Regions from separate parts of the Mus musculus genome. Here all the other regions are linked to region 4. A link is a loop called in an ENCODE intact Hi-C map of the cell type or tissue named here. Cell type or tissue: gastrocnemius. All regions are shown on one strand. Each heading gives the region's core, and the rest is flanking DNA. Links, peaks and the distances in the headings are about the cores only. Region 1 holds the start of H3c3 (H3 clustered histone 3). Region 2 overlaps H2bc6 (H2B clustered histone 6). Region 3 holds the start of H1f5 (H1.5 linker histone, cluster member). Region 4 holds the start of H2ac11 (H2A clustered histone 11).

What was found. Peaks named below come from ENCODE experiments on the same cell type or tissue, not always from the same donor. Only the 100,000 strongest peaks of a DNase experiment are listed, where the experiment ranks them.
Region 1: it touches region 4 in a loop (6-fold over the local background); 24 of 42 quality-filtered maps call a loop at or near these places.
Region 2: it touches region 4 in a loop (6-fold over the local background); 12 of 42 quality-filtered maps call a loop at or near these places.
Region 3: it touches region 4 in a loop (6-fold over the local background); 2 of 42 quality-filtered maps call a loop at or near these places.

The regions. Positions count from the first base shown.
Region 1 is chr13:23,743,407-23,751,225 of GRCm38, forward strand. It overlaps H3c3 (H3 clustered histone 3), which reads right to left and starts at 2,115. Exons shown (of 1, transcript NM_175653.2): 1 at 1,636-2,115. The coding sequence starts at 2,091. The coding sequence ends at 1,681. H2bc3 (H2B clustered histone 3) reads left to right here and starts at 3,328. Exons shown (of 1, transcript NM_175664.3): 1 at 3,328-3,817. The coding sequence starts at 3,389. The coding sequence ends at 3,769. H2ac4 (H2A clustered histone 4) reads left to right here and starts at 7,682. Exons shown (of 1, transcript NM_175660.3): 1 at 7,682-7,819. The coding sequence starts at 7,727. It also overlaps the pseudogene H2ac5-ps. In gastrocnemius, for the core only: a CTCF peak has its summit at 2,784; DNase peaks (open chromatin) are centred at 1,785, 2,174, 3,013 and 3,413; H3K4me3 peaks cover 2,469 bases; H3K27ac peaks cover 1,755 bases.
Region 2 is chr13:23,581,180-23,588,998 of GRCm38, forward strand. H2bc6 (H2B clustered histone 6) reads right to left here. Exons shown (of 2, transcript NM_001177653.1): 2 at 2,491-4,791. The coding sequence starts at 4,777. The coding sequence ends at 4,397. It overlaps H4c4 (H4 clustered histone 4), which reads left to right and starts at 389. Exons shown (of 1, transcript NM_175654.3): 1 at 389-790. The coding sequence starts at 423. The coding sequence ends at 734. In gastrocnemius, for the core only: no CTCF peak of the experiment used is centred there; DNase peaks (open chromatin) are centred at 3,959 and 4,747; H3K4me3 peaks cover 2,954 bases; H3K27ac peaks cover 3,734 bases.
Region 3 is chr13:21,773,613-21,781,114 of GRCm38, forward strand. It overlaps H1f5 (H1.5 linker histone, cluster member), which reads right to left and starts at 7,013. Exons shown (of 1, transcript NM_020034.2): 1 at 6,220-7,013. The coding sequence starts at 6,942. The coding sequence ends at 6,271. In gastrocnemius, for the core only: no CTCF peak of the experiment used is centred there; DNase peaks (open chromatin) are centred at 5,586, 5,925 and 6,910; H3K4me3 peaks cover 2,627 bases; H3K27ac peaks cover 2,525 bases.
Region 4 is chr13:22,040,552-22,048,370 of GRCm38, forward strand. H2ac11 (H2A clustered histone 11) reads right to left here and starts at 2,398. Exons shown (of 1, transcript NM_178186.3): 1 at 1,927-2,398. The coding sequence starts at 2,376. The coding sequence ends at 1,984. H2bc11 (H2B clustered histone 11) reads left to right here and starts at 2,647. Exons shown (of 1, transcript NM_178198.3): 1 at 2,647-3,107. The coding sequence starts at 2,679. The coding sequence ends at 3,059. H4c9 (H4 clustered histone 9) reads right to left here and starts at 811. Exons shown (of 1, transcript NM_175656.3): 1 at 409-811. The coding sequence starts at 772. The coding sequence ends at 461. In gastrocnemius, for the core only: a CTCF peak has its summit at 3,781 (motif pointing left); DNase peaks (open chromatin) are centred at 1,665, 2,541 and 3,073; H3K4me3 peaks cover 2,047 bases; H3K27ac peaks cover 1,851 bases.

The sequences.
Region 1 (7,819 bases), core at 889-5,888, 1.7 Mb after region 4:
CCTCCCGATAGCTTTCCTTGTGTTTGCAGTCCTAGCTAGAGATGAACAGAAGCTAGGTATGCAGGCTCACACCTTTAGAAACATTTGGAAGAGAGCAGGGATTCAGGGCTTGTGGTCACAACACTTACTAAGAGCTAGTATTTCATGTGCACTATTTTGTAGCAAGCCAAACATAGTAGCTGTGAATGAATACATTCATTTCCTGACACAGTCTTGGCATAGCAAATAGAGGAGGGTACTATTATTGTTTTTCCAGTTTTAGAGATTGAGAATGGAGGCTTGGGATCATCAAGGATTCATTTAGTTTCTGCTCTATGAATCAGTATCATATCTTCTATACAGTAATAATTTTCCACAAAACTATATGATCATATGTTTAATTAAATTTTTCTAATTAAAAACCAAAACAACTGAAACCTATCTTAATTCCATCAACCAGGATAAACAAATAGACTTTCAATAAATAATGTGAAACTATTCTGTCAATTTTTTTTTCCTCATGTGATGTCTTTGTAATCTGGAATTGAAGTATAATTTGGACTAGACTAGCTAAATTTAAAATGCTTGTCAGTAACAGCTCTCATATTAATAGTGTAGGAAAAACAAAAATACATGCTCTGGGGTAGTATCTAGCAGTTTCTAAGGAAACAATAATAATGATGTGGTCCTGAAGTTTAGAGAGAATCCTGATCTTTTCATGCATCGTCCTACCCATGCCTCCTCATACCAGTGCTGACAGAGTTTAGGGTCTAAGGAAGGCTGGGCTCTCACAGCTTCTCCGGCCTATCTTGGCACAGCTTAATACCTGAAACACGGTCACCTTTGAAGATGATGAAGACAAATTTACATTTGATTATCCATTTTGGTAAAAACCTATTTAGCAGGATAATTGCGTTTGTTTGCTGTGAGAGTGGCTGGAAATATTTGCTAGTAGTTAACTTCCCAAAATCCCTTAATGGGGAAAAATGCTTTGAAAATTAGTAAAAAATTATAAGTAATAATTCAGTCTAAGCTCCTGTTCTTTCTCTCTCTCTCACTCCCTTTCCCTCTCCCCTCCCCTCCACTCTCTCTTGAAACAAGAAGTTACTTTGTTGCCTAAGCCTACCTGTTACTCACTGTATTGGGACAGACAGGCCTCAAATTCTTTATCATCTTGCTTCAAAGTTCCTGATGCGATTAAGTAATACTTGGTTCATTTGATTTGTACCAGATATCTGTTGGGGGTCTCTCTTATGATTCAGTTCTAATTTTTACTTTCTTCCCTGAGGACGTCTTTGTTTCTAGGAAGATGCAATTCAGTGCTGAATCTATATGGTGTTCTAAAGTTGTACCAGGAATTTTTCCTGAGGATCAAGTGTTCAGATTGCTTACAGCTGACTCTGTAATGCCCATCACATGCTTTCTCCTCCACTTTGTCACCTTAATTACAATCCACCTTCATGCCTACACTTTTAGTCGCAACACTATCACTACGAAAGCTTATAATTCATATGGGATTAATATAAAATCACTTAAGTAACTCTAAAAATTTTCAAAGAAACAAATGTAAAGAACTACTAGCTTTTGTTGCAACATAAACTGTAACTGCGGTACTAAGTAAAAATCAGAAGTATACAGCAACTTTACATGACATCTTAGGTGGCTCTTAAAAGAGCCTTTTTTTAAATAGCATAAAAACCATTATGCCCTCTCTCCGCGGATGCGGCGGGCGAGCTGGATGTCCTTGGGCATGATGGTGACACGCTTGGCGTGGATGGCGCACAGGTTGGTGTCCTCAAACAGACCCACAAGGTAGGCCTCGCTCGCCTCCTGCAGAGCCATGACAGCCGAGCTCTGGAAGCGCAGGTCGGTCTTGAAGTCCTGCGCGATCTCGCGCACCAGGCGCTGGAACGGCAGCTTGCGGATCAGCAGCTCGGTCGACTTCTGGTAGCGCCGGATCTCGCGCAGCGCCACGGTGCCGGGACGGTAGCGGTGAGGCTTCTTCACGCCGCCGGTGGCCGGGGCGCTCTTGCGGGCGGCTTTGGTGGCCAGCTGCTTGCGCGGGGCCTTGCCGCCGGTGGACTTGCGAGCGGTCTGCTTAGTACGAGCCATTCTTGGGAGGAGATACACAAAAGTGCAGGACGAAAGAAATCTTGCCCTTAAATATACTAAGAAACATTTTGATTGGCCTTGCAACTTTTTGAAAGTCGCGCGCTACAAATTCATTGGCTGGGAAATAGCCCGTGTGATTGGTAGTTTTAAGAGTATCTGATTGGCTACCTTGTTCTGACACTCTAGTTACGTTTTGTTCTTACAAAAAAAAGAAAAAATTAAAATTGGTATTTTAATGGAGTTTTTATCTCCAGATGGAATCACAATCTTGTTTTCGAGATGCGGTGATTGCAAGTCTGAGTGCCTAGACGTTGCTCCATTCCTTTGTAATTTTGTGTTACAAGGTACAAAGCGTAATAACTTGTAACTACTTTGGAGTTGGGTAAAGTAAAATCATGATCCAACAATCTTAACTCACATTCTTGGTCTTAAAGGGGGCAACTAGTATGTCAAGCGCTGTGGGTGAGTTATTTTAAAGGTTACCAATCTTTACTTCGTAGAAAACTGGGCTTTTAAATATGAACACTCACTACTCAAAGAAGTATTTGTGTATTTTCTACAGAAGGGGAAGGCACTATAGGTACTGCATCACAAGCTGATCTTGGGAAAAAGTGCATAGCTCTTAAGAGCCGTTAGATACGTCAATAGTAGAATTTCTTGACTTGAATCTATTTCCCTTGGCCTTGTGGTGGCTCTCGGTCTTCTTGGGCAGCAGCACGGCCTGGATGTTGGGCAGGACGCCGCCCTGCGCGATGGTCACGCGGCCCAGCAGCTTGTTGAGCTCCTCGTCGTTGCGGATGGCCAGCTGCAGGTGGCGCGGGATGATGCGCGTCTTCTTGTTGTCGCGGGCCGCGTTGCCCGCCAGCTCCATGATCTCGGCCGCCAGGTACACCGGAGCGCCGGCGCCCACGGCTCACGAGGAACTAACTGTAGGCCGGCCCGGGAGGAGCCGGTCTTGGCTTTGGCGGGAGCCTTGTCGCACTGCTTGCAGTGTCCAGACATTACTAAAAGTTCCCAAATAAGGAAACACTGTAACCTACTGTTAACATACCACATAGATTGTGTAGTGTCACGAAATATCGCTGTCCTATTGGTCAAAATGGTCTTCTTCTCTTGCCCAATTGTAGATGGGATTTTGAGTCTCTTATTTGCATAAAGCCTTTGAGGCCATTATTCTTAACCAATCAAAAGTAAAAGCACTTGCTCCTTCATTTGAATTTCAGGAGTATAAATAAAATAAGTGCGCCCTCACTGCCTACCAGTTTCTGACCATTTTGTGTGTCTTCTTTTGAACAGAATGCCAGAGCCTTCTAAGTCTGCACCAGCCCCTAAGAAGGGATCTAAGAAAGCCATCTCTAAGGCGCAGAAGAAGGATGGCAAGAAGCGCAAGCGCAGCCGCAAGGAGAGCTATTCGGTGTACGTGTACAAGGTGCTGAAGCAAGTGCACCCCGACACCGGCATCTCCTCCAAGGCCATGGGCATCATGAACTCGTTCGTGAACGACATCTTCGAGCGCATCGCGAGCGAGGCGTCCCGCCTGGCGCATTACAACAAGCGCTCGACCATCACGTCCCGGGAGATCCAGACGGCCGTGCGCCTGCTGCTGCCCGGGGAGCTGGCCAAGCACGCCGTGTCGGAGGGCACTAAGGCCGTCACCAAGTACACCAGCTCCAAGTGAGCTCGTAGGGCTCACAACAAACCCAAAGGCTCTTTTAAGAGCCACCCACACTTTTCAGAAAAGAAGTTGTAATATATGACCTAACTTTGTTAGCCAAATATGTCTTTATGAAAAGTGGAATTGAGCATTTGCTCTGAGTTTAAAGGCTGAGGTCACAATCATTGCCATTTTCCCACTTTGTGTCATGAGTTTCGATGTTGTACATATTGAGTCTAGGTATTTTACTCAGTGCTTTGTAGCAGTGCTATCTGTAGGAGTTGGCCTTTAATGTATTTAGTCTTTCAAATTAGCTTCCTACTGTGAGATTGAGTATTAAAACATTACAGCCAATTGCGCTTCAGTGAAAAGCAACCACAGCTTTCTAATTTTTTTTGTTTGTTTCTTATGTCTTGGGACATTTACATTCAGGGTAGGATATTGACAATAGATGGAACCAGAGGAGTTATAAATACTTGAAGCAACTTAGCTTTTTTGAAAAACCACCATGTTGACAATTGGATTTCCATGACTTACAAAGTAATTGTTAAAAAACTGGTAAAGGCTTTGACTGGGAAAAAGTCAGTGCCTCGAGCATTTGTGCTAGGGCAGGAAAACTAGGAATCAGATGGGGCAAATGGCTTAACGGGTGTTAAGTTTTAAATTTCTTTTTTCTTTTTTTTTCATTTTTAAACTGTCTGAGAATATGTGGTGACAGGAGAAAATAAAGTTGCTCAGAATGAGTAGTTCATGGAAAATATTTTAAAATATTTTATCCATGATTCGGGACTTCACCCCTGCTTTCTCATTGGTTTATCGAATCCTTGAATATGAAAGGCAGGCTCCTGAAAAGGCTAGGCAAAGACTTCAAGAGCTCTTAGAATGCTGGGTAGTGGTGATATACCTTCCTTTAATCTTGGGAGACAGAGGCAGGAGGATTTGAATCTGAGGCAAGCCAGTCCTTCAGAGAGAATTCCAGGACAGTTGAGGGCTACACAGAGAAACCTGGACTACAAAACACACACCCACACCCACACACACAGTGCGATTGGGCGGGGTGGGGTGGGGGTGGGGGTGGGGGTGGGGTAGAGAGACAGACACAGAAGTAGAGAGACAGAACTCTCATACACACAAAATACCATGGCTAAAATACTTGTCTTAGAAACATTTCTGTGTGTGAGAGAGAATACACAGCCCACCTTAACAGCAAGAAAGGAACATAGACGACGGTTCCTGAAGCTTGCTTACCTTGAGCTTACTCCCTTTGGAGTAAGATGTTAATATTCTTACTGTAAGTGGATCTCTCCAGTTAGGGATTCTTTTCTCTGTTGTCTTTATGCCTTTCCCTTTTTATTTACTGTTTCTTTTACACAAAAAGACATGAATACTTGATGTTTTACTTGACCATGCCATATTGGAAGAAACAGTGACAAATGTTGGAAAAATTAGCAAGGTCTTCAAAGAAACAGGTAGCGGGAAGTCCAGCCTGCTCATTATCTGAGGGAGTATGAACAAGAGACGAGAATGCCGTATTCTGGCTTAATTGTAAGGCAGAAGATGCAGGCTTCTCAAGTCTGCCTTAGCGTCATTCAACACATTTTTAATTTAATGAAGAAATTGAAATCTCTATGTGGCTGAGCTTGACATGAAGCTTTGGGTCTTCTTCCTTTTACCTTCAAGTACTAAGATTACAGGAGTCTCCCGTCCTCCCTGACCTTGAGTAGTGTGGGCCATAGGACTTAAAGCTTGCTTTTCACGCCTTCTTTCCTACTCCTTTACATTTCCAACAGTGGTGGTTCCTTTGTTTTTATATTTGTTCCTGTTTTTGGTTTTTTTGCTTGCTTGTTTTATGTTTCTTTTTGTCTTGGTTTTGTTTCTTGCTTTGTTTTGTTCTTACGACTTAAATTATATGTCAGTGACTCTTGTTGTTGGGTTTTTCATTGTAATGTCCTTAAAATCTACTACCTGACCATTAGTTAAAGTATTGGAGACTTACCAGTAACTTCAAATTTTTTAATCATAAAAATGCAGAGTGATACCTCTCTATGCAGTTTTGAAAAACCTTATGGGAAACATTAAGAGGTGGGATTTATAGATTGAATGATAAACATAGGATATTTTCCATACTTGTTCCCTAGCTGCCTTCGAGAATGGCTATTTTCATTCACCAAAATACCATCTTGCTTCCCAGAAGGCATGTACTGTTAGTCTTCTAGATACTTTCCGCTGGGAAACTGTAAATGGTAACACAGTCTACTCACTGCTATTTGAAACCAAGACATTTTTGTGACATTTCTTCCATTATGTTTCCATGATTCATATCTTCTGTTTTTCTTCTCCATTGGACAAAATAATCCAGGCTTCTTAAGTAATTCTGAAAATAGCAGTGCTTGACACAAGGGATATTTTTTTGATATCCCCTTTGTCACCTAAAGACATTGTTAACTGTTATCTGTTATTTGTTTACTACACCTGGGCACCTATGTAATAAACTTTTCTTTGATTTATATTGCTAAGGTCTATGATGAAAACACCACAGCACCACCTCAGCTACACTGGATTTTGGCATAGTTTAAGAATAGTTTACACAATCTTTCTTGTGATGTTCCCACATGACTCATGCATCTGTGTGGTTCTCTTTTCATTCTTCTATACCTCTATGTGATACACCTACATTATCAGACACTGAGTCATGAGACGTGCCCCGGCTTTTACACTTATCGTCTGGCTAGGCACAAGGAGTAGAAGGCAAGGTAGCAGGGAATGTAGGAAATAGTTAAAATGCTTTGTCATGTCAAGTGGAAAAAAGACCAAGAACATGATGGAAACAGCTCAACAGGAGCTAGGCGAGGTTTCCTGGAACAGGAGAGTCCTTAGTCTCGTTCTTTTAGGCTGGCCCTGGACTGAAGAAATGGTGTTTTCTCCTTGAACATAGATCTTTCATCTATGTTGTCTCCAGTCACCAAGACAGCAACGCCTTTCAGTGCAAACTCTTCAGGACCTCCTTGGCCTCATATATTCCAGGTTCTCCTGGGTCAGTGACGGGGCAGGGTCTCCTTTTCCCCAGTCTCTATTTTCCAGGTAGTTTAAGGATAATTCAACCACGATAAAGAATAATTTGGCATGCTTATACTGTCTTTGATATTGGTGGAGCTAAAAGAAAGCCTGCCATAGAACCTAAAATTATGTACCTAATCCGTTATGAGAAGCCCACCAAGGATGACCATTCAGAAACAGTTTGTAGCTGATTGAAATGATTTATTCCTTGTATTGAGGATCACATCCTGGTATCTCACTCTGCTGCTAGAGGGAGAATTTTTTTCTGTTGTTGTTGTTGTTTGTTTGTAACAAGCAGTTTAAAAGAAGCTACATTAGCTAGGGAATCTTGAACTCTGGTTCATAAAACAGTTGGGTAATATTCTATAAGATTCTACGTCAAGATCAAGAAGTAGTTAAACCTGAAATGGCCTTACCAGGAATACAAGATGGAGGAAGTGCCACACTGACTTTCCTTGTCATAAAAACACAATTCTAAACCCTGAAAACAGGACAGTAGCTTAACAACTCAGAAACACTCCTACTCTATATTTCAGAGTTTCTAAAACTACAAAGACCTTGATGAAAACAACAAGAAAATCAGTCAGTTACTTATTTCCATTTAAGTAAAAACTGGAAAAGAAAGTAAAAAAAAGTTCTTAACTATTAATCATGAAAACCAGAGTTTAAATCCCAGAATCTACGTGGTTTTTATTTTTTAAAGAACGATATGAAAAAGGACTGGATGCGAAAAATAAAATGCAGGCCTTTATGCAAATGAGGAGCTCAAATTCTGGCTTTCTATTGGGTACGATATATTAACCAATGGGAGAAACACAAACAGAATACCTCCAGTTAGTATAAATGCTTGCTGTTCAGTTGCAGAATTTACTATATATTCTTTTCCTTTCTCTGCTTTGCCTTTACTGATACTTAAACGCATACATGTCTGGACGCGGAAAGCAGGGTGGCAAGGCCCGCGCTAAGGCCAAGACCCGCTCCTCCCGGGCCGGCCTGCAGTTCCCCGTAGGCCGCGTG
Region 2 (7,819 bases), core at 1,793-6,792, 1.5 Mb after region 4:
GTGGTTACCCTCACCCATAAAGTTATTTCACTGCTGCTTAACTGTAATTTTGATACTGTTATGAATTGTAATGTAAATATCTGAAATAATACGGGGGGTGTCCCGATTTATAGGTTCACGAGACTAATAACATTACTTTCTATTTGGTCTGATAAAAGACAAATTTCTTTTTTCACAATACATAAATTGTCACTCTTGAGGGCAATGTGTTGAATTTTCAACTGCTGGCTCTGCTCTTGTCTTAGGACCCGCCTTGTCTCCTCAGCCTTTTCATAGGATAAACGCCAGAAGGGCGGGAATTGACCATGGTTCACGCCCCCTTCCCTTCAGGTTTTCAAACAGGTCCGCATTGGTATTATAAAAGCCAGGAAGGCCGCTTGTTACAGTCACTGGCTAGTGAGCTTCCTTCCTAGTTTGCTAACATGTCTGGACGCGGGAAAGGCGGCAAGGGTCTTGGTAAGGGTGGTGCTAAGCGCCACCGCAAAGTTCTGCGCGACAACATCCAGGGCATCACCAAGCCCGCCATCCGCCGCCTGGCCCGGCGCGGAGGAGTGAAGCGCATCTCCGGCCTCATCTACGAGGAGACCCGTGGTGTGCTGAAGGTGTTCCTGGAGAACGTGATCCGCGACGCCGTCACCTACACGGAGCACGCCAAGCGCAAGACCGTCACCGCCATGGACGTTGTCTACGCGCTCAAGCGCCAGGGTCGCACCCTCTACGGATTCGGCGGCTAAACGTACTCATTTATTTTTCTTCACCCAAAAACCAAAGGCCCTTTTCAGGGCCACTACCTTCTCACTTAAAGGAGCTGCTCTTAGGTGGTTTTCTGGAATGGGGTGGGTGCTGGGACTGGCTCGATACATAGTATCTGTTTAGGCAGGTCCACCTGTCTATCTTCAGTATTGATAGCCTAAAAGCAGGCCTGTTGTCTCATTCTTTAATGCTGACATTCTCAGGAGAGGGCTGAGGGTCAGTCAAGATCCTTTTTTCCAAGTCCCTTAAGGTATAGATGCTATCCTGTCTCAAAACCAAACCCTCTAATCAATCCAGGCCTTGGAAACCTAGGAACACTGAATTATGTTCAAGTTTTCTAACCTGGAGCTTTCTACAATTTCTTCCCCTCCCTCCTTTCATTCTTTCCATGTATTCTGTGTAATAGCCCTGGCCTGGAACTTACTCTATACACCAGGCTCACAGATATCTTCCTACCTCTGCCTCCCACGTACTGGGATTAAAATCGTGGTCCACCACACCCAGCTTTCTCTAACTTCCTAATCTGTAAAATAAGCACCAGAGATTGACGTGTAAATCTTCTATCTATTCCTCAAGGAAAACTTCATATGGTCCAGGACTTCATTAACTTTCGTCAGCATTATCAGTTGTTCCCAAAGAGTCACCAGAGAAGAAACATCAGTGTCTGCTAAGAACTTAAAAAATTTTTTTTATTTGTGTTTATATATTTCTTACCTTTATATACACTTTAGGGACTAAACTCAGGCCACCAGGCACACGGAGCACATGCTTTAGCTGTCCCTCCAGCCCTTCCCTCCAAGAATTAAAAAAAAAAAAAAAAAAGACCCAGACCTTGTAGTCAATAAAAACTTGGGTAAATATCTTCAGTATTTAGCTTCAGACCCTGGGACAAGTTAACATATTTTACATATCAAAGCGGACCTGGTCTCCAGGTTCTCCCAGCTTCCCACAGTCCCTATCTGGCACACCCTGCCCCCAACCCTGAAATTTCTAGCCCAGGGGATGGGCTGCCCTTCCCCCAGAGGCTCTTCCTTATGTAATTCAGACATTTTGGTCTTTCTGCTTTTTCTTTCCTCCCACATTTCCCCTTCTCTTCTCTCCTGGTGTATACCCCTTCTCTCTTTCTTTCCTCCAACCTCTGCCCATGGTGACTTCCCTGGCCTTGGGGCCAGTGAATTCTTCTGAGAGCAGCTTCCCAATAAACCTGCCTTTAATATAATCCAATCTGGCTTGAATCAGCTTATTTAGCTGGAGGAGAAGTAACTTACCAATCGATATGTCCTTCAACAAGCTCAACAGTCAATACTCACATCCACTTTTCTTTTGTTTTTCTATCTATTTTAAAGTAGAATCTTCTCTGTAGGCTGGCCAAGCCTCAATAGGAAGCTTAGGTAGAGAAAATTTGCACACAACAGAAACTGGAGGTGTCATGGGGAATTTCAACCAGTGGGAAAAGATTGAAAAACAAAACAATAACCAGAGAGGAACTGTATGAGGGTGGGCTTTTTGTTTTGTTTTGTTTTTCAGACAGGGTTTCTCTTTGTAGCCCTGGCTGTCCTGGCAGGCTGTCCTGGAACTCAGAAATCTGTCTGCCTCTGCCTGCTAAGTGCTGAGATTAAAGGTGTGTGCCACCACTGCCTGGCATGAGGTTGGGCTTTATGGAGAGGTAGTGAGTACTACTGTACTGCAATTCTGGTTTGAAGATCAGTGGGGATGGCTGAAAGGCTCTGAGCACACTCAATCAGGAATGCTTTAATAAGGAACACAACAGCAGGCATGGGAGTACACATTTCAGTGCACAGCAGGTTCAATCAGGAATGCTTTAATAATGAACAGTACAGCAGCAGGCTTGGAGGTACACATGCCAGTGCACAGCAGACAGTCAGGCTGAAGTCTATGAGGCCAGCTTGGTTTAGTGAGTTTCATACTTTGTCCCAAGAAACAAACAAACCAACAAATCACAAACAAGAAAGGAGGAACACTACAAGTTGTAGAGATCTACACCTATAATTGCATATTTAGAAGGGTGAAGCAGAGAGTTTTAGTTTGGGTTTCATAGTTGAATTACAGGGTAGCCAGGGCTACAGACTGAAATCTTGTTACAAAGAAAACAGCTAAACAAAACAAAGGGAAACAAAATATTACCATGAAGGTTTAACTCTTCACAAGGAAGTTTCAGTATTGTTTCTAAAGTAACTGTGAGTAAAGTTGACTTGTAATTAAAAAAAAAAAAACCGTTAAAAAAAACCCACATTGTGTGTGTGTGTTCTATTTGCTCTGGGATGTCTGTAGGTCAGAGGACCTATTTTGTAGGTGCTAGGGGACATACTCAGGTGTTCATTTTTGGTGGCAAAACACTTTACACAGTGAGTAGCCTCTTGGAGTACAGTTGCAATTTTGTTACTTTAAAGTGGATAGTTTCTTTGTATTTATTTTGAAAGCTTAGGAAGGATGTTGCATAAAGGCACTTTACCCAGCTTCAGAAGGGAGCCATGGTAGAGGCTGGATGGAGGCAAGACTAGCTCTGGAACTGGGCCTTTAGTTCCATCCCCAATACCTGTGATACTTCCAACACCCAGCACTTCCTGATACTTCTACTTCCTACTTTTTCTCTCTCACAAGATTGAGTCAGGGTCCCTCCCTGCTGGACCAAGAGCTCAAACTCAGAAGCTGTAAACTCCAGAGCCTGGCAGATTAAAGAGATGGGAGTGCCCAGAGCCACATCTAACATTCCACAGCCTTAATTGCAAAGAAAGTGATGTGGCTAAATTCTAGGAACTGATTTTTTTTTTTCCAGGTCTCTTTACAAAAACGAGTCAGGAGAGGGTTTTGGGAATTTTCTTGGTGTTAAAAAAACTACCCAGCAGTTCAGGAAAGGGAAGGAAATTAAATGTTTGCAGGCTTTACAAACCACTTCATCTTTTCCTGTAATTAAAAAGTAAACAAAGCAAACGTTTTTTTAAAATGGAGATCTTGTTGCTTCTCCTACAACTTAGTTCATATGCAAAAGCCTAAAAATCCAAAAGCTCTAGGTCTTTGGAAGTGAGGAACTTTTTAAGAATTAGGAGGGTAGACTCGCGAGCTGGCCCTTCGTGCTGAGACTTTCGCTTTCAGGGAGCTGAACAGAACTCTCTCCATTCAGGGCGGCGCCGCATAAAATGGCGACCTGAACGTCACTGAAAACCAGTTTAACAAGCACCGAGCGGACAACACTGCGTTTTGATCCAAATTAGGAGACGCTGCTAAATTAAGTTTTGTGTAGCTTAGCTAAACCAGGCAGTAAACCCACGGTCCCACCTCGCCTTCCCGTGCCAATGTTAATTCCCCAGAAAGACTTAGAACAAAAGACCGGATGTGTGCGCCACGGATCTGGACGCTCGGAGATGCCAGTGTGAAACGTTCGGGGTTCTTTATTCAGAACAGAAATGTAGCCTCTCTTCACTGCAGAAGTAGCCAATTTGGCAGTTTTATCTTAAATACTTGATTTGACGAGCCTGAATAGACTAGAGGAACTTTGTCCCAGTAAATAAAGAACCATATAAAGGTGGTACTGCGGGTACTAAGAACAAGCGCATAGCTCAATTTTGAACTGTTGGGTGGCTCTGAAAAGAGCCTTTGGTTTAGGAGTGTGAGTTAAATGAACTCACTTGGAGCTGGTGTACTTGGTGACAGCCTTGGTGCCCTCCGACACCGCGTGCTTGGCCAGCTCCCCGGGCAGCAGCAGGCGCACGGCCGTCTGGATCTCCCGGGATGTGATGGTCGAGCGCTTGTTGTAATGCGCCAGGCGGGACGCCTCGCCCGCGATGCGCTCGAAGATGTCGTTCACGAACGAGTTCATGATGCCCATGGCCTTGGAGGAGATGCCGGTGTCGGGGTGCACTTGCTTCAGCACCTTGTACACGTACACCGAGTAGCTCTCCTTGCGGCTGCGCTTGCGCTTCTTGCCGTCCTTCTTCTGGGCCTTGGTGACAGCCTTCTTGGAGCCCTTCTTCGGGGCGGGAGCGGACTTGGCTGGCTCAGGCATCTTCAGATCTCTTTCTTAGGAAGAAAAAGAAAGTGAGCTGCTGTGAACGGTTTCCTTATTTGTAGGCAGTCTTATGCAAATTAAGTCTTACTTTCATTCTGTTTGATTGGTTAGAGGTTACAAAGGACGGTCCCATTGGTCAAGCAGTAATCTTGTATAATAATGTTCAAGCGACTGTGCTTCTTAACACTCCTTAATCAAATTGGTTTCTTTCTAAACGCTTTAGATTAAATTGTATATATATTTTTAAAAACAGAAGTTGCTCTATTTTGAAATTCCAGAAGTTAAAGCTTGGGCTCAATTTAATACCAAATATTCTGAAACCATCGAAACGTTCCTGGAAAAACTGTATTTTAAAACTTTGATCTTTCGGTTCAGTAAAGGAAAAGGAAGATCAGAAAAGATCCAGTCGACCTCCAAGCTTCCCGGAGTCCCCAAGGCAGTGCAATTTAGTCTACAGAAAGGAAATCATAGAGTGAAAGTAAACGGTTGGGAGTAAATCTTACAGATGTCAAAAGTTAGAGAGACACAGAGATAAGACGTCTTGTTTGAAAAGAATAAACAGAACGGTTTAGACGAATTGGAAGATCGTCCATTAGGCGAAGGTGGACTGGATGGAAGCATTAAGATTAGCATATGAAAGAAGCTAGATTGCTTAGGAAGGTTGGGAATCCTTTACCACAGCCTCTGGGCAACAGCAGGAACAGTACAAAAAAAAAAAAAAAAAAGCCCGCGAAATGTCAAAGAAAAAGGCGGCCTTTCGGTTAGGTGGCTTTCTGGGAAACTTCATTAGCCCTCTTGGCCACTATCCGCTTGGATGCGGGTCCTTTATTATTTGTCCCTGGTTATTTTCAACCAGGTGGTCCTGGTGCAATCCTTTTCCCTGACAAGTCTGGAATTTGGTGACCTCTGCTTAGCCGGCCGGACAACATTTTGCATGGTACCGTGGGGTACTCTGTTTCTGACCTTCAAGGGTACCCTAAAAGTATGATTTAAAAGTATGATCTCCCTGTCTGTCTCTTCCTCCCTTCCTCCCTCCCTTCCTCCTTCTCTCTACCCTCCCCCACCCTCTTCTAGTTTCTCAGGTTTTAGCACAGCTCCTTCCTGTACTGTTTGTCTTTCAAACTAATAAAACTGGCATTGGTCGTCTGAATCTGTTTTTAAGTTCTTGTATTAATGAGACTAAGAACCCAAAGAGGGAATGCCAGTTTCTTTGGTAAACATCAGAAGTAAAATTTTAATTTAGTGGAAGTATCAAAAGAAAAATCTCGCCATTGGTATTTGTAAGTTTAGTGTCTTTATTTCGACACTCTGCACTCTTTCCTATACCTATTCCCAGGCTGGTCCAGAACTCACTGGGCCATCGAGGCTGACCTTGATAGGATGACAATATTGCTTCAGCCACTCAGATTCTTAGCTTATGGATATGAGCTAGCATGCAGAGCTGACCTAGCTCTGATTTAAAAATTTTTAATTTTAATTATTTTATTTAATTATATTTATATAACACAAATGTATAATATTTAATTGTATAATATTTAAGTGTATAATATAAATATATTTAATAATATAAGTAAATAATATTTCAGTTTAATTACTGTTAAAGACTTAAATTCCTTCACTTTTATATCTAGCTTTAAAAATCAATGAGGCAGCTGGGCAGTGGTGGTGCACACATTTAATCCCAGCACTCTGGAGGCAGAGGCAGGTGTATTTCTGAGTTTAAGGCCAGCCTGGTCTACAAAGTGAGTTTCAGGACAGCCAGGGCTATACAGAGAAACCCTGTCTCAAAAAACCAAAACCAAAACCAAAACAAAACAAAAACAAAAAACAAAAATAAATGAGACTTACACAAAGGTAATGAAGACAATGATTTGCAAAATTTAAATACTAAGAGCTACCTCCCAGTGCTGAAAATTTTTTATCCCTGATTGAAGATATCAGTAGTTATTTGTTTTCTATAAAGTTTAATGTAGCCCATGTGACCTTAAACTCACTCTGTGGCCAAGAAGTTCAAGGGTGATCTTGAACTTCTAAGCATTTTGCCACCATCTCAAGTGCTGGAATTATAAGCATGAGTTCTCTGTGCATACTTGTAGAATCTTAAATAAAAATTTTCATGTATGTGTCTATGATGTGTATTTGTGTCCTGGCATGCCTCTGGAGATCTAATTAATTTTGGTGCCTGTTTGAGTTTGTGTGTGTGTATGTGTGCGCTCACGTGTGTGTGCTTGTGTGCGCGTGGGTGTTCATCGCTGTGTATACCAAGATAGTTGGTTCTTGAATTTCCACGGAATATCCTTGTCTTCGACTTTCATCTCCAAGTAGGAACACTGGAATTACAGATGTATTCCCTTGTTCTGGGTGTGTACGGATTCTGGGGAGTCAAACTCAGGCCCTTATGCTTACATGGCAAGTACTCTACTCAGTCATTGTGCCAAGACTCATCTGTAAGTTTTTAAAAAACAAAACTAAAGTCATTTATGCAAATTAAATTTATGTGGAGCATATTAGAATTATAAAATAAGTCCTGGTAACAAATACCATAGTTTAAAAGTTATGGTATGAAAACTGGGCATGTATTAATAGCTCGGTTATAGAGGGATGGCCTAGCACACTCACTGCTGTGAGATCAGTGCATTTTGGCAAATCTGTATTATTGCATGTCTTTGGCTTCCTATCCACACCCTATCCTGTCCACACCCTTCCTATCCACATACCTGGATGCTAGGAGCCAAACTCTGGTCATTTTTAAGAGAATAACCTGCTTTTAACTGCTAAGTCATTTCTCTAGATCTTTAAGGTCTATTTTGCTATGGACTTTGTTGGATATTTTCTGGTAGAGATAAAACATTCATCCAGGGTCTGCGTAAAGAACATCTAATTTAATTAATTCTAAGAATCTCTAATTAGCTTTCCTAGCAGTCAATTCTTAGTTTTCCTACAGAAACACACACGTCCTTCTGCTGTGATCACGCGACGCTTTTTGAGAGCAAGTGGTTGAGCATCACTTTATTTTTATCTGCAAAGAAGTTCCAGGTT
Region 3 (7,502 bases), core at 2,503-7,502, 270 kb before region 4:
AACATTTAATTGGGGCTGGCTTACAGGTGAAGAGGTTCAGTTTATTCTCATCAAGGCAGGAACATAGCAGCATCCACAGTACAGGAGGAGTTACGAGTTCTAAGTCTTCATCTGAAGACTGCTAATGGAAGACTCCCTTCCAGACAACTAGGAGTAGGGTCTTAAAGCCTACACCGACAGTGACCTACCTATTCCAACAAGCCACACCTGCTTCAACAAGGCCAAACCTCCAAATAGTACCACTCCTTGGACCAAGCATACAAACTACCACATTCAACTCCCCATAGGCTTGTTCAAACACATGAGACTTTGGGGGCCATACCTAATCATAGCATAATAAAATAGTACAAGTACCCCAGCTTCCAAAGTCCCCATAGTCTATAGCAGTATCAACAAAGTTAAAAGTCCAAAGTTCAAAGTCTCTTCTGAGATCCATCCAATCACTTAACTGTAATCCCAAAATCAAGACAGGAAACCAACTGGGCAAACTCCAAACTCTGCATCTCCATGTCTGATGTCAAAGCAGTTTTCAGATCTCCAGCTCCTTTTTCATCTTTGTTGACTGTAACAAACATATTTCTCCTGGACTGGTTCCACTCTCTGTTAGCAGCTTTCCTCAGCAGATAGGCCATGGCTCTGGCATCTTTAACATCTTGGCGTCTCCAAGGCAACTTCAGTGTTACATCTTCATGTTCCAATGTCTGGGATCCACACATGATCTTCTCGGCTCCTCTAAATGGCTGGCGTCACTTCTCCAGCTCTGCCCTCTGTAGCACTCTAAGCTCAGGTTGATCCACTCCACTGCAGCTGCTGTTTTTGGTGATCATCCCATGTTACTGGCATCTCCAATACACTGGTGTAGCTGTCCAGCAGTCATGGATGAACTGAAAGGGAGGCTGGGAATGAAAAAGGAACTGGAGGCAGGAGGGGTGGGAGGGCGAGAGAAGAATGAAGCCAAGACAGTTTCTTATCAAGGCTCAAAGTTTAATTTTCAGCACTTGCAGTTTATATAAGGAAACCCGACAGACCCCAACCTTTGTTTCAGCAGGATTGAGTTGCAAAGCAAGCTCATCAGGCTGTCTACTCCTCAAAGCTCCTGTGGGAAATTGCAAATGCAGTGAGGCCAGGCGACTCCAAATAGGTTGTAAAACCTTCCTGGGTTTGTTCAGCCTACTCAAGGATGGGGAAAGGGCACACATTGGGGACTTCCACTGCAACTAGGCTTCACCAATAGCCTCTCATATGTTCTCTTCATGGTGCCAAACCTCAACTTCTTTGCATGACACCTTCAGTCCTGGGCCATCAACTGCAACTGAGGCTGCACTTTCACCAATGGCCTTCCCCGGCCTCTCACAGTGCTGAGCCTCACCTGCTCTTCATGACCCCTTCATGCCTTCAAAACCAGTACCACCTGGGTAACTCTTACATATTTTCAATTACAGGGCTGCAGGAGGTACAATCTTGGCCATCTCTGAAACACAGCTTCTTTGTGCTCTCAGAAAACACTTCTCAGAGTTCACCTCAGTCAGGGGGGTCTCTTCTTAATCACCACTAATTTCTTAGCTCCAGCTAAACAGTATCAATTGTCCCAGTAGTCCCTTCTATTCTGGACTCTAAAGCCAGAGACACAATTCCAAAGCTGCCAAGTTCTGCTGCTTGCTGGGGCTGGAACATGGCCCCCTTGTTCTCTTACATAATCACCAGCTTTCTGTTTTCCAACTCCTTCACTGCCTAAGCTTGGTTGTCCAGGAACTTGCTCCGTAGACTGACTGACTTGGAACTCAGAAATGTGCATGCTTGTCTCCTAAGCACTGGGATTAAAGATGTGGTCCACCAAACCAGGATTTTTTTTTTTTTTCTTCACCTAGAACTTGCTTTGTTCTAGGCTGACCTTGAACTCAGAGATCTGCTTGTCTTTGTCTCTAGGAATTAAAGGCTTCTACAACAGTGCCTGGATCTAAATTTAGCTGGGTAGAACTTTGCCCCAAGGTCACTACTCCCTTAATTCAATTTAATATCCTTGAACACAAGACTCAGCTCTATTTCACTTCCTGGTGTCCCTTTAATATTCAAACTATACATTTTTTATTTTTCCTTCCTCAGCTTGCTATGTTTGTTAAAATGCTCTTCATAAGACCTAACCAAAAAACAAATCTCCGGTGGGTATTACTGAGACTTCCTTTGTCAGTGCAATTAATCTGAGTCTCTTTACCTTAGCCTCAGGCAGACTCCTTTAGACAGGGCAAAAAGTAGCCATGTTCTTCACAAAAACAGTCTCTCAGCCACATATTACAGTTCTTTTCCATTGAAACATCTTAGGCCAGCACGCCTAAACAGTTCAAATGACCCTTAGCACCACTGTCTTCCGTATTCCTAGTAGGTTGGCCAATTAAGCCCCACTTAAAGCATTCCAAGGATTTCCAAATCCAAAGTCCCAAAATCCACATTCTTCCAAACATAAACATAGTTAGGCCTATCACAGTAATACCCTACTCTCAGTACTAACTTAAATCCAATGGAGATTTGTGTGTGGGGGTTCGTATGCCACTCCTGGTACCAACTTCTGTCTTAGTTAGGGTTTTACTGCTGTGAACAGATACCATGACCAAGGCAGGTTTTATAAAAGGCAACATTTAATTTGGGGCTGGCTTACTGGTTCAGAGGTTCAGTCCATTGTCATCAAGACCAGGAACATAGTAGCATCCAGACAGGCATGGTACAGGAATAGCTGAGAGTTCTAAGACGTCATGTAAAGTCTGCTAGACTCCCTTCCAGAGAGCTAGGAGTAGGGTTTTAAAGCCCATGCCCACAGTGACACATCTACTCCAACAAGGCCACATCTGCTTCAACAAGGCCTCCAAATAGTGCCACTCCCTGGACCTAGCATACACAAACCATCACACTATTCTTAGTGCTTCCATACACAGCATTCTGCAACACAACAACTTAGCACTCTAAAATAATAAATTTAACTCAGTCCCGGAAGAACTCTAAGCTCTGTGTCTCCCATGCTGCAACACAGAAGGTACTTGTCTGGAAGTGTCACCTGTGAACACACTTCATGTAGATCATGCCACACCCTAGCAAAGCACCCTCCACCCCCAATGGCAGACATACAAGGGAGGAGGGTAGACAAGGTAACTGAGCATGACAGATGAGATCATCTAGCCGCTCACCACTGTAGGTGTTCCTCTTTGTCCCTCTGAACCCATAGGGTCATCACTAGAGAAGCCAGGATTTAACTTTTGTGTGTCCTAGTTGGACGGATGAGAGTTTAAGAGCACCCAGGTCTTTGTGCCTTAGGCTCAATGGTGTTCACTTGCCGAAGGGGCCCTGTAAACCTATCTTAGTTCCCTACAGTCCACCCTTATCTCATTATCTCCTATAAAACATTAGAGTGCCACAGTCACATTGGCAAAGAAATTGGTTCTTTTCCAGATTTGGGTCAAACTATAAATGAATCATTTCTTTTAACCAATTTCTCTTTCACAATTTCTTTTGGAATACAGCAAAACTAAGGCAGTGGTGGAGGGGTGGGGTGCTAAATGCCACATAACAGTTGTGGCAAGGAACAGAAAATGCCAGCGTTGGGAGAGGCAGTAGCAGGGATGCAGGTAAGAATGGATGTTAAGAGGGAAGGCTGCTTAGACAGGCCACCCCTGGCACTTGTGTCATCACCTTAGTGTTCCTGGTCCAGAACACAGGGCACACTGATAGCAGCATCAAAAAACAGCACCTAAATTAGTGTTTCCTTTCCTCTCTTGCTGGGCTTGCCCTTCTTACTCTGCCTGTAAACACACACACACACACACACACACACACACACACACACACACACACACACACACAGGGTTGGGGGCAGATTCCCAGAGGCAGCTATTTAACCTCACTGGTTTTCATTTCTTCAAATGTAAGTAAATACAATTATTAACAGAACAGGCCGAGATTATCATCATTAGTGTATTCTATACTCTGCTCTAGGTCTCTGTGCTGTGTCATAGACCAAGTGTATTCAAAACACTCGGGAGCCTCCTGTGTTGCCCATCACCATTACTAGAGGGTCACTGCCCAGATCCAAAGGTGGAAGACAGCTCCCTGCAAAGTATGCTTGAATTCTGCACATAGAAATTTACATAAGTTTAAAAATTAAAATAATGAAAGTGATAATGAAGTCAAAGCCCTAAAATATTTACAAATATAATCACAAAACTTTCCAGAATTCTTTTAAATTATATATAAATAAATAGGATAGCATTCCTATGAAGATATATCAATACAAAAAAGAATTCAGAGGCAACATACATTTGCCTATATCCTGTCTCTCTAGCAAATTTAAGGAATACCATTGTGACTCAAGAAAAGAATACTATTCTACCAATTACCTACTTGATATCTAATTTTCTATTTGTTTAAAATACATATGAAAATCTATACAAATAACCTAAGGTGTTTCATTTGCAAAATACTCAAGTTGGTCATTTAAACTCTTAGGAATGAGGCCTTGAGATGGGGTAAAAGGCATTTTACATCTTTGCTGAAGGCAACTCATTCAGAAATGTATCGAAATGAGACATAGAGCCAATTCTAAGGGAATGATCTGCATTGTAGATGAAGAAAATTCTAATCCCGTGGAATTAATGACAACCAGGCAAGATGGTGCCTGCATTCTAACATATAATCCCAGAACTGAGGCTCAGCAAGAATTGCTGTCAGTTGGAGGTCTATGCTGGTCTGTGACACTATCTGAAAATAATTACAAGTATTAATTTTTTTAAGGGCAAAACATTAAGAGACAAATAAAACTCACGGGGGCAAAATGAAGCTGCCATTTTCATTGTAGAAAAATCATAGAAACGTATGGCTATGGGAATAAATACGGCTATTTTGCCCTATCCAGACCAGATATACAGACTGACGGAAAAGGAAAAGAATAAAAGGAAAAAATAAAATAAAAATAGAGCTACCAGCAAAGTGTATACACAAGGAGCCAATTCTGCCTTAAGCCAGTAAGCCTGCCATGATGTGAGCAAGAAACCACATTCCCAATCCTTAATAATGGAAAAGAAAAAAAGAAAGAAAAAGGGGAGAGAGAGAGAGAGAGAGAGAGAGAGAGAGAGAGAGAGAGAGAGAAGTGACTTGAAACTTCCCTTTAAAACTATTTATTCCGATCATTCCTACCTGTATCACTAGGAAGCCTGAAATGGCCGTGAGAACGAATTACCAATTAGTAGTACTGGCGACAATCAAACTTTAAAAGTGAAATCGCTACGTTGTCTTTAAAACTTAAAACTGACCTAATGTTAAACTAATGTTAAATACAATAAAAGTCCTACGTAGGGGAGTCACACATTAACAAACCTTTAAAACGAAAGGACCGTTCTTCATGGGACTTGAATGTCTGTGTGGAAGAACTGAGTGAAGAACTGAGAACAATGGGAGAACTGAGTGAAAAAGCTCCATAAAAACTGTAAATGACTTGGGAGAGTGGAAATTTGTGCACAGCCTTTGTGCACTCGGACACGTGAGTGGCCCAGGGCTTTGGAAAAGATGCCAGTGTCCAGGGTCTGCTTCAGGACCTTCAGCATCTACAGCTAGCTTACGGCTGCGCTTCCACTCCTTGCTGTTCAGTATACGAGGTGGTCGCCTTCTAAGAGCCCTTCCAGTAGGGCCCGGACTTTCACCAGCTATTAAGATGAAAAGTAAACTTTTAAAGTGTGTGTGTGTGGGGGGGGGGGGGGGTGCGTAGGACGGTATCCGCACTGGTTGCGTTTTAGACAAACTAAGGCGATGAATATCGCGTTATCTGTAAACGTCATAAAATGACTGTCCAATCAAGTTTAAAGTTAGTAATAAAACACCGTACCATTGGTTTAGGTGATACTTTAGCATACAGCCAATGAATTCGATCTTTTTCGCGCCCTGCGTTGGCTACTGTGTGGAAGCCTCACTTCACCCTAACAAAGTTAATGTTACCAGTGCTTCCATACTCACGCAGGCTCAACCAGCTAGCACATGGAGGTAGGGAAATGAATGTGTGCAGTTATGGCTCACGTACAAAGGTCACCAGGTGACCATAGTACCTAACAGCCATCGTAACGGAGTCTTACCTTGTAGATTGTGAGCACAGGAATCGTGGCAGATAAGGGTTCCAGTTAACTGTCCCAATCGAGACAGACCATGGAAAGCATAAGTGTGTACAGCTACATTCACAGAGCTCTCTAGGTGGCTCTGAAAAGAGCCTTTGGGGCTTTGTTGCTGTCGCAAGCAAACCTACTTCTTTTTGGAAACAGCCTTCTTGGCCTTGGCAGCCTTAGGCTTAGCGGTCTTAGGCTTGGTAACCTTAGGTTTGGATGCCTTAGACTTCACCGCCTTGGGCTTGGCCGGGCTCTTTGCTGCTTTTTTAGGCTTGGCAGCAGCCTTGGCCTTCTTAGGACTCTTGGCAACTTTCTTCACTCCAGCCGCCGCAGGCTTCTTCGCTTTCTTTGGAGTTTTCTTCACGGTCTTCTTTGCCCCCGCAGTCTTCTTAGGCTTTTTAGGGGTAGCACCTGCAGGCTTCTTGGCCTTGGCAGCCCCGGTCTTCTTAGCCTTGGGCTTGGCCTCGCCAGAAGCCGCCTTCTTGTTAAGCTTGAAGGAACCAGAGGCGCCGGTGCCCTTGGTCTGCACCAGGGTACCCTTGCTCACCAGACTCTTGAGCCCAAGCTTGATGCGGCTGTTGTTCTTCTCCACATCGTAGCCACCAGCAGCCAGTGCCTTCTTAAGGGCAGGCAGGGACACGCCGCCGCGCTCCTTAGAGGCAGAAACAGCCTTAGTGATGAGCTCGGACACCGGGGGGCCAGTGGCCTTGCGCTTCGCCGCGCCAGCTTTTTTCGTTGTCTTCTTCTTGGCGGGAGACTTCTCTACAGGAGCCGGAGCCGCGGTCTCAGCGGGAGCAGTCTCAGACATGGCGAGAACAAAAAGCTTGCTAGTTGCGAGAAAACTAAAAGAAATCTAACGCGAAGAGCAAATTTTGCGATGCTCCTTTGCTCAGGCTCCTGGTTTATATAAGCCGGTGCTGGGCTGTGATTGGTGGAGCGGCCAATCCACCGCCCTCTGCCCGCGGCGACTCAAGGTTACAATCCCAAATTGTGTTTGTTAGTCCCCAAATTTTTACTTACTGCCGAAAATAATAACACAGAAATTGGCAGTTTGGAGTTCCAAGGGAGAACAGCCTTCGGTTTCACGTACCTGTGTGTGCTTTTTTGAATCACGCGCAACTGACTAAAAATATTTTTAAAAATCCTTCCAGTGTTTACAAAAAAATCCACCAAGCAGAGCGCATCGTGAGAGTTACTTGCATATTTCTGTTAACTTTTACGAAGTATGCAAGGAACATTACTTAAGAGAATTTGTACAAAGATGCCGCCTTTAATTTGTGCAAGAGTAGAACTAATAGTTCTTTTGGTTTGTGCAAAAACGTTGTTTGTGTCTGTAGCAAATAACACAGGCTAGAGTGCCTGGTTGGC
Region 4 (7,819 bases), core at 1,522-6,521:
GTTTTGCCTTTGTAATCCCAATTATGGACTGAACGAGGATGCAATTTTCAAGATAAGGGTAAAAAACCAGCTGTTTTCCATTGGTTAGCATAGAATACTTTTAATGTAAACAGAACCTCCATACAGCCCAATCCAGCCAAACCAAACATCTAGTTTGAGTTCATACACTATTTTCATCCCCCGAGAAAATTAACCTTCTGTCCCAAGCAGAAGGCTCTATTGGGATTCCCCTAAGTCTGCAGTAAATAGTTCTACAAAAGCTTAACACTGGCCAGGTCTTGTGGCGCACGCCTTTAATCCCAACACTCGGGAAGCAAAGGCAGACAGGCTTCTGAGTTCAAGGCCAGCCTGGTCTACAGAGTTCCAGGACAAAAAGAACACTGAAAAGCAACTTAGCTCTTTTGATTTTGTGGTGGCCCTAAAAAGGGCCTTTAAGTAGCATTGGAAGAAACTGAGCAGCTTAACCGCCGAACCCGTACAGAGTACGGCCCTGGCGCTTGAGCGCGTAGACCACGTCCATGGCGGTGACGGTCTTGCGCTTGGCGTGCTCCGTGTAGGTGACGGCGTCGCGGATCACGTTCTCCAGGAACACCTTCAGCACACCGCGGGTCTCCTCGTAGATGAGGCCGGAGATGCGCTTCACTCCTCCGCGCCGGGCCAGGCGGCGGATGGCGGGCTTGGTGATGCCCTGGATGTTGTCCCGAAGCACTTTGCGGTGGCGCTTGGCGCCGCCTTTGCCCAGGCCTTTTCCTCCTTTGCCACGACCAGACATGATGAAGACAAGATTGTACTGCTCTAAGACGAAGCAGATGGCTTTGTGGAGAAGGCCGGTCCCTCTTATAGGGAACTTGCGGACCGGAGTGAAAACAGAAACGTCAGGCGGAAGTGCCTGCGGGCGGGGGAGGGGCGCTCAGCAGCCCAGGAGCCTAGCGGCTCATTCATTTTATATAAGAACAAGTTTCTTCCACCTTTTAATGTGGCACATTCTTAAACAAGAAAAAGACTGTATAGGATGTAAGTGGAAAAGAAGCAGATCTCGTCATTCTCCCTTTATTTGCGGATACTTGGAATATCTTTTAATGAATCAATAAGATAGTGAGAAAAATCACTAATGGAATCACACAGCTAAAAAAAAAACCCAAAAAAACAAAAAACCTCTACAGTGTTTTAGTACGTGAACCATTTAAACTGCTGTTATTTCTGTTCTCATTTATCTTGTGACAGTCGCCTTAATGTATCTAATGTGATAGTAGCTTTGTAGAACAGGCTGGTCTCGAACTTCGAGATCCACTTGGCTCTGTCTCCCCAATGCTAGGATTAAAGGCTTGTTAGGATTAAACACATGGTTCAATATTTAAGTCACACAGGTCCAGAAATAATTCTAGCACAGGAAAACTAAACAAAATTATGTATTTAAGGTAACAAAAGATTATAAATGCTGGAGGAACTCCAGTTAGAAGTCTCAAAGAAACCAGATTTTACAGTGTATTTACCTGAGGTTTACAATGTTAAAACTACACGGGAGGTAGAGGATGGCTCTACAGGACACAAGGGAAAAGTGACTCTACTTGCTGAGATGCACACTATACAAACCCTCTCCTTTAAGAAACCTAAGGCCTAATCCTACTTAGTGACTTAATATTGAGTCTCTAGGGACAGCCCGCCCAAACCAGTGCCAAAGATGTGGTGGCCTAGTTTTCCTTGTGCACTGACTTTATGAATATAGACGCTGGCTCATTAACTATAGACGGCCACAAAATGTTTTCATTCTAATTCCATTCCATTCCATTCAGTGCAAAAACAAGTTACTAATGACAAACTGGAATTTAGCCTAACTTGCTAAAAAGGAAACCTACGGCGCTATGCCCGTGAGTCTGTTCAATTCCTTTCCAGAAAGCTAAGTGCTAAGCCCTTGTTAGGAAAGGTTAGGTGGCTCTGAAAAGAGCCTTTGTTGGCGATCAACAGTGCTTTGTATAAAGGGTTTTATTTCCCCTTGGCCTTGTGGTGGCTCTCGGTCTTCTTGGGCAGCAGCACGGCCTGGATGTTGGGCAGGACGCCGCCCTGCGCGATGGTCACGCGGCCCAGCAGCTTGTTGAGCTCCTCGTCGTTGCGGATGGCCAGCTGCAGGTGGCGCGGGATGATGCGCGTCTTCTTGTTGTCGCGGGCCGCGTTGCCCGCCAGCTCCAGGATCTCGGCCGTCAGGTACTCCAGCACGGCCGCCAGGTAGACCGGGGCGCCGGCGCCCACGCGCTCCGAGTAGTTGCCCTTGCGGAGCAGCCGGTGCACGCGGCCCACGGGGAACTGCAGGCCGGCCCGGGAGGAGCGGGTCTTGGCCTTGGCGCGAGCCTTGCCGCCCTGTTTGCCGCGTCCAGACATTGTAAAGATTAAACAGCCTTAGTGACAACTGTACGTTCCCAAAGAGCAAGAGCTTGGTCCTTATAGTTTTCTCTGGGCGCGAAAAGGAACGTTCGGGATTGGCTGCGTTCTTTTCATCTAGACCAATGGAAAGCGATTATAGCAACAAGTATTTTGATTGGGCCAAAGCCTATATGACGTCATCAAACCAATCACCCAATCATCATTTTGCTTTCCTAAGCTTTATTTGAATAAGGCCTCTTTAAAAGGGAAGAGCCGATCAGCTTCTGTGGTATAGCTCTACGTAGAGGTCCTGCTTCACTATGCCTGAGCCTGCGAAGTCCGCTCCCGCCCCGAAGAAGGGCTCCAAGAAGGCCGTCACCAAGGCCCAGAAGAAGGACGGCAAGAAGCGCAAGCGCAGCCGCAAGGAGAGCTACTCGGTGTACGTCTACAAGGTGCTGAAGCAAGTGCACCCCGACACCGGTATCTCCTCCAAGGCCATGGGCATCATGAACTCGTTCGTGAACGACATCTTCGAGCGCATCGCGAGCGAGGCGTCCCGCCTGGCGCATTACAACAAGCGCTCGACCATCACGTCCCGGGAGATCCAGACGGCCGTGCGCCTGCTGCTGCCCGGGGAGCTGGCCAAGCACGCGGTGTCGGAGGGCACCAAGGCCGTCACCAAGTACACCAGCTCCAAGTGAGCGCTCCAGGCTGACACCAAATCCAAAGGCTCTTTTCAGAGCCACGCACAATTTTTAAAGAGAGCTGCTGCATGTCTACTGCTAACTTATGTTTTTGGCGTTTGACCACAGCCAGGTTGGTATCTGAATACTGGTATACAGGGTAGTTACTTTGCATTACAGTAATTTTTTTTTTTGTCCTTTAATTTTAGTTGGTAGTTGTTACCCCTAGACCATTAAACATAGTACTCTATTCCTGAGAAGGATATGCCTGTACTATCCATAAACTGAACAGGAAGCTCAATGAATTTTCAGATGCTATTAGGATTTCATATAACTCAACTGAGTGTCTTTAGACTCCTAATTCAGTAAGCCATTAGTAACGACTATAGGAAGTGGATGGTAATTGCTGAAGAATGTAATGGATACTTGGATACCACATTTTTTCATCAGTTATACTTCAATTTGTCTCCCCGAGCCAAACCTACCCCTTTAAAGTGGAATAGATCCAGTCTCAGTAATGAACAGCTTCTCTTTTTGTCAATAAGCACATTTCTAAATAATCTAAATAACTGCTCAATGTTCTAGGTTAAGTCCAGCAGTGTAGTCTCAAATCTTGTAGCTCAGTGTCTGGGTATCACAAAAAGGAGAGCTAAAAGGAACTGTTGGCTCCAGGGAAGAGTTGTCAGATTTTTCCATTTAGTTGAAGATTAGTTGAAAAGATATGTCTCCATCTTGTGGCCATTTAGGATAACACAGTTTGGATTAGCTAGAGTCTAACTGCATATGTCAGAGTCTTCCCAGCAGACTCCAATGTCTCTTGTCCTTTACTTACTTGGTGATGGAATATATGTCATTTAGGGTTTTCAACTTCTATACTAAACTCTAGTCAGACTTCCAGGTTAGGCACAACCTTGGTTAAAAAAAGACTTGAACAAACAATGACTCTGAGTTCAAGGCCCTATCCCCAGGATAACCCTAACACCTTCAAATGACATCTTGGGGAAACTCAACCAAAGGTGGAGTCAGTCTCTCAACCTGTCTATCTGTGAGTTTAGGGCTCCTTTCTTTCAGGTGGACAACTTAGGCATGTACCCATGTACAACCTGTAAAGACAAGCATCAGGGCTCTTCTTAGCCTGCTTTATGGATTCAAATGACTGCGGTTAAAGCTGTTTCTAATGTGGTTCTGCCTGTTGCTTTTCTCATTAGCTTCTTGGAAGGAACCCCTTTCTATTTATGAGTAATGTGACCAAAATACGCTAGTAGTTTATTAGTACACTAATTACCTGATCTTGGAAGGGACCCTACAGCATGGCTGCTGCATCTTCTTTGAAGAAAAGCCCGATTCTTCTCTTTGAGAGGAAGGACGGACAGTGGTTCCTGTGTTTGGGATCACTGTGGGGCGGACACATAGTTATTCTCTTTTATAATTGGGGCCTTCACTCTGTCTGGAAGGACTTCTGAGTCCTGACAACAGAAACTCATCTTAAGAACAATGTCTTCTTTGACATCTTGTCATCTATGCGCCCCACTGATATCACAGTTTTTATCCCAAGATCTGGGATTTGGCATACTGTTCTTTCCTTGTTCATTTGCTCACTGGCTCAACTTACCCACTCTTTCCATTAGAAGTTAGATACCTTGGGAGTTGGATTTGGTGGATGGCATATTTTGAAATGGAGTTAGAACATTTTGATCACTTAAGTTCTCTAGGTTCTAGAGGTGTCTGGCACTGTGTATTTGTGCTAGCTAGTTTTATGTTAACTTAGCAGAAGCTAGAGTCAACGGAGAGGAGGGAGCCTCCAATGAGAATATACTTCCATAAGACTGGGCTGTAGGCAAGCCTGTAGGACATTTTCTTAACCAGTGACTGATGTGGGAGGACTGAGCTCATTTGTGGGTGGGGCTACCACTCCGCTGGAGGTCCTGGGGTCTATAAGAAAGCAGGCTGAGCAAACCACAGGAAGTAAGCCAGTCCATGGCCTCTGCAACAGCTCCTGCCTCCAGGATCCTGCCCTGTTTGATTTTCTCTCCTGAGTTCCTTCAATGATGTGAGAGTGTAAGCCAAATAAAACTTTTCCTCCACAATTTGCTTTATCATAGCAATAATAACCCCCAACTAAGGCAATAGAATCTGGATAAGTTAGTGAAGTACCAAGAATTGTGACTTGAAGACACCCGGTGAGAAGGTAGGTGGTACATGGGGATCTCTTGGACTCCCCACGACTCATTGTGTTGATTCTCTCACTTTTACTTCCACAGTGGCAGCCAGCTATGAAGTGCTGAGTCCAGGGCAGAAGCAACAGAGATGAGTGTCACTTGTACCCACACGAGATGCTTGGAGCACATCACTGACTAGACCTGAGTCACTCCTTTTACTGTGAAAGGATGATAACGTCGGGTGTAATTATGTAAAGACTCAAACCCTGACAATGACATTGTCGATGAGAGTAAAACATGAAAGAAATCCACCATTGGTCTCAACCACAGCAAGCATAGTAGCATATTTGATTTGGAAAAGATCCTTTGATACTAGAAACTCAAATAGTCTCTTTGTACAGAAGAGGATTTATGAAGGATACGAATAGCAGTGAATTAATTGCCCAAGGCCACATGGTTACAGAGTATCTTATCTTTGTGTATGTGCGTGTTGCTTTTTTGTTTTGTTTTTGAGACATGTTCTCATGTAATCCATGTTGGCTTCTAACATGTTAAGTAGCTGATGCTAGCTTTGAGATTTTCCTCTGAGTACTCAGGTTCGAGGCATGTACCACCCTGTCTGGCTGGGAGAAAGATTTTTCAAGCCACTTAAGTAGCTCCAAATTTTTCATGTTAGCCCCAGGTTCATGTTATGCCCAACTGTATTCAACAACCAAGATTTTTTGGGGGACCTGTATTCAATTAAATATTCAGTACCTTCTAGAGGCTGTTTTTACAAGAAGCCTTATCAGACACTTGGACAAATAGTTTTTGGTAGGATTAGAACTACGTGGGGACACACATTCTAATTCCACTAAGACAGCCTCTCTTGCTGACCCAGCAGTCCTCTTGAGGCACCAACACAGGGGCAACAGTGCCAATCAATGTAGGAAATAAGCCATTCTGTTTCTTAAACTCCTGTGACATGGCAAGTTGCCAGTGTTGAAGGAGGTGACTGGTAGTTTGTGTGGTGGTGATAATTATAGTTTCAAGGTGATTTAATTTGCCCTATAATATTTCATTTAAGACATACAAACACAGTAATGAAATATTGATATGCACACATTTGAAGTGTTTGACACATCAAAAATAAGACTAGAAAACAAATGACAATGTTTCTGGAAAATATTTCTCTTATGTAAAATTGAAAAGGTTTTGTTACAAATCTCTTCATCAATATTCCAAGGGCCTGAGGATGTATTTCAGTTGTATAGTGCTTCCCTAGTTTAAACAAAGCCCTAGGTTTGACCCACTGCAATCCAGACACAAGCTGAGGTGGCACACATTTGTAATTCCAGCATTTGGGAGGTGAAGACATGAGAACCAGGAAATCATGGTTCCATTTCATTACTTAATGTTTGAGGCTAGGCTTGGCTATATGAGATATTATATGTAGTCACAAAAGGTTGTAGTTCTCCCCCTCCCCCCCAGCTCATATATTATGAAGTCAAAATAATACATTTTGTAACTCTTGAGGAAATGGAGAATTCTCAAGTGTGAAGACTGCTTCTCAGCTGGCATCTCTTGGTTTCCTCTTCTGCTGCTGGTTTTCAAGCAGTGGGTTGTAACTCCTTTGGGAGTCAAACAACCCTTTGGTAGGGGTAGTCTATTAGATAGCCTACATATCAGATATTAACATTGCCACTCATAACAGTAGCAAAATTACAGTTATAAAGTAGCAGTAAATATAATTTAATGGCTAAGGGTCACCACAACATGGGGAGCAGTCTCACAGTATTAGTGTAAGGCAAAACAAACTGAAGCCATTTTGAATAAATCTTCCGTTATAGATAGGGGTCGACTGAATCCTGGTTGGAAAGTTGAAACATAAACGCTAGGCAAGTCTGTCCCTGCCAAAGTTGAATAAATCAACCAGGGACAACAGGATAAGTGAAGCACAAAGGAATGTTCCCAGGAAAGTCCCCTATTCCTGAGTCCTGATTGGTGAAAAAAATGTAACTGTAACTTTGCACAGATGTTTGTCATTTTTCACCACAACATTCTGTAACATCCTCGTTCCAGGAGTGGAATTGGAAGGGGGGTGGGGTGGAAGGTGTCTCAGTTCAGCTCCCAAGTCAGTTCTGTGGCTCTGATCCATTGGTAGTGGCTTGATTACAATAAACTTTTCTTTTCTGCATTGCCCTGGTGTTTGAGTTGTGTTGGATCTGAGTAGACCCCACAACATGAGGAAGGTTGAGACCCTAGCCCCTTGTGTAATCTCACAAATTAGGATTAGACATCCTTAAGCACTTCCAAGGAATAAAATGCACTGGACATGATAGCCAGAGCCAGGCTGAGAGGCTGCAAACAGGCAGTTTGGAAGACTAGGCCTACGTTTCTGTTTCCCAGGACCAAGAACGTGGATTCAGGAACCTGTGGCCAGCCAGCCACAGCTTTGGTCAGCCAATACGAGTATACTACATCATCTGGCCTGGAGCAAGGATAGGTAGCCAGAATGAGTAAGGAACCATCCTGGGAAGTCTCCAGAGCCCTAACCAATCAGACCCTTATAGACAGAGCTGATCAGTCAAGGTAAAAGGGAACACACCCCTCCCTGGAATTCCCCTAACTGACAGTAAA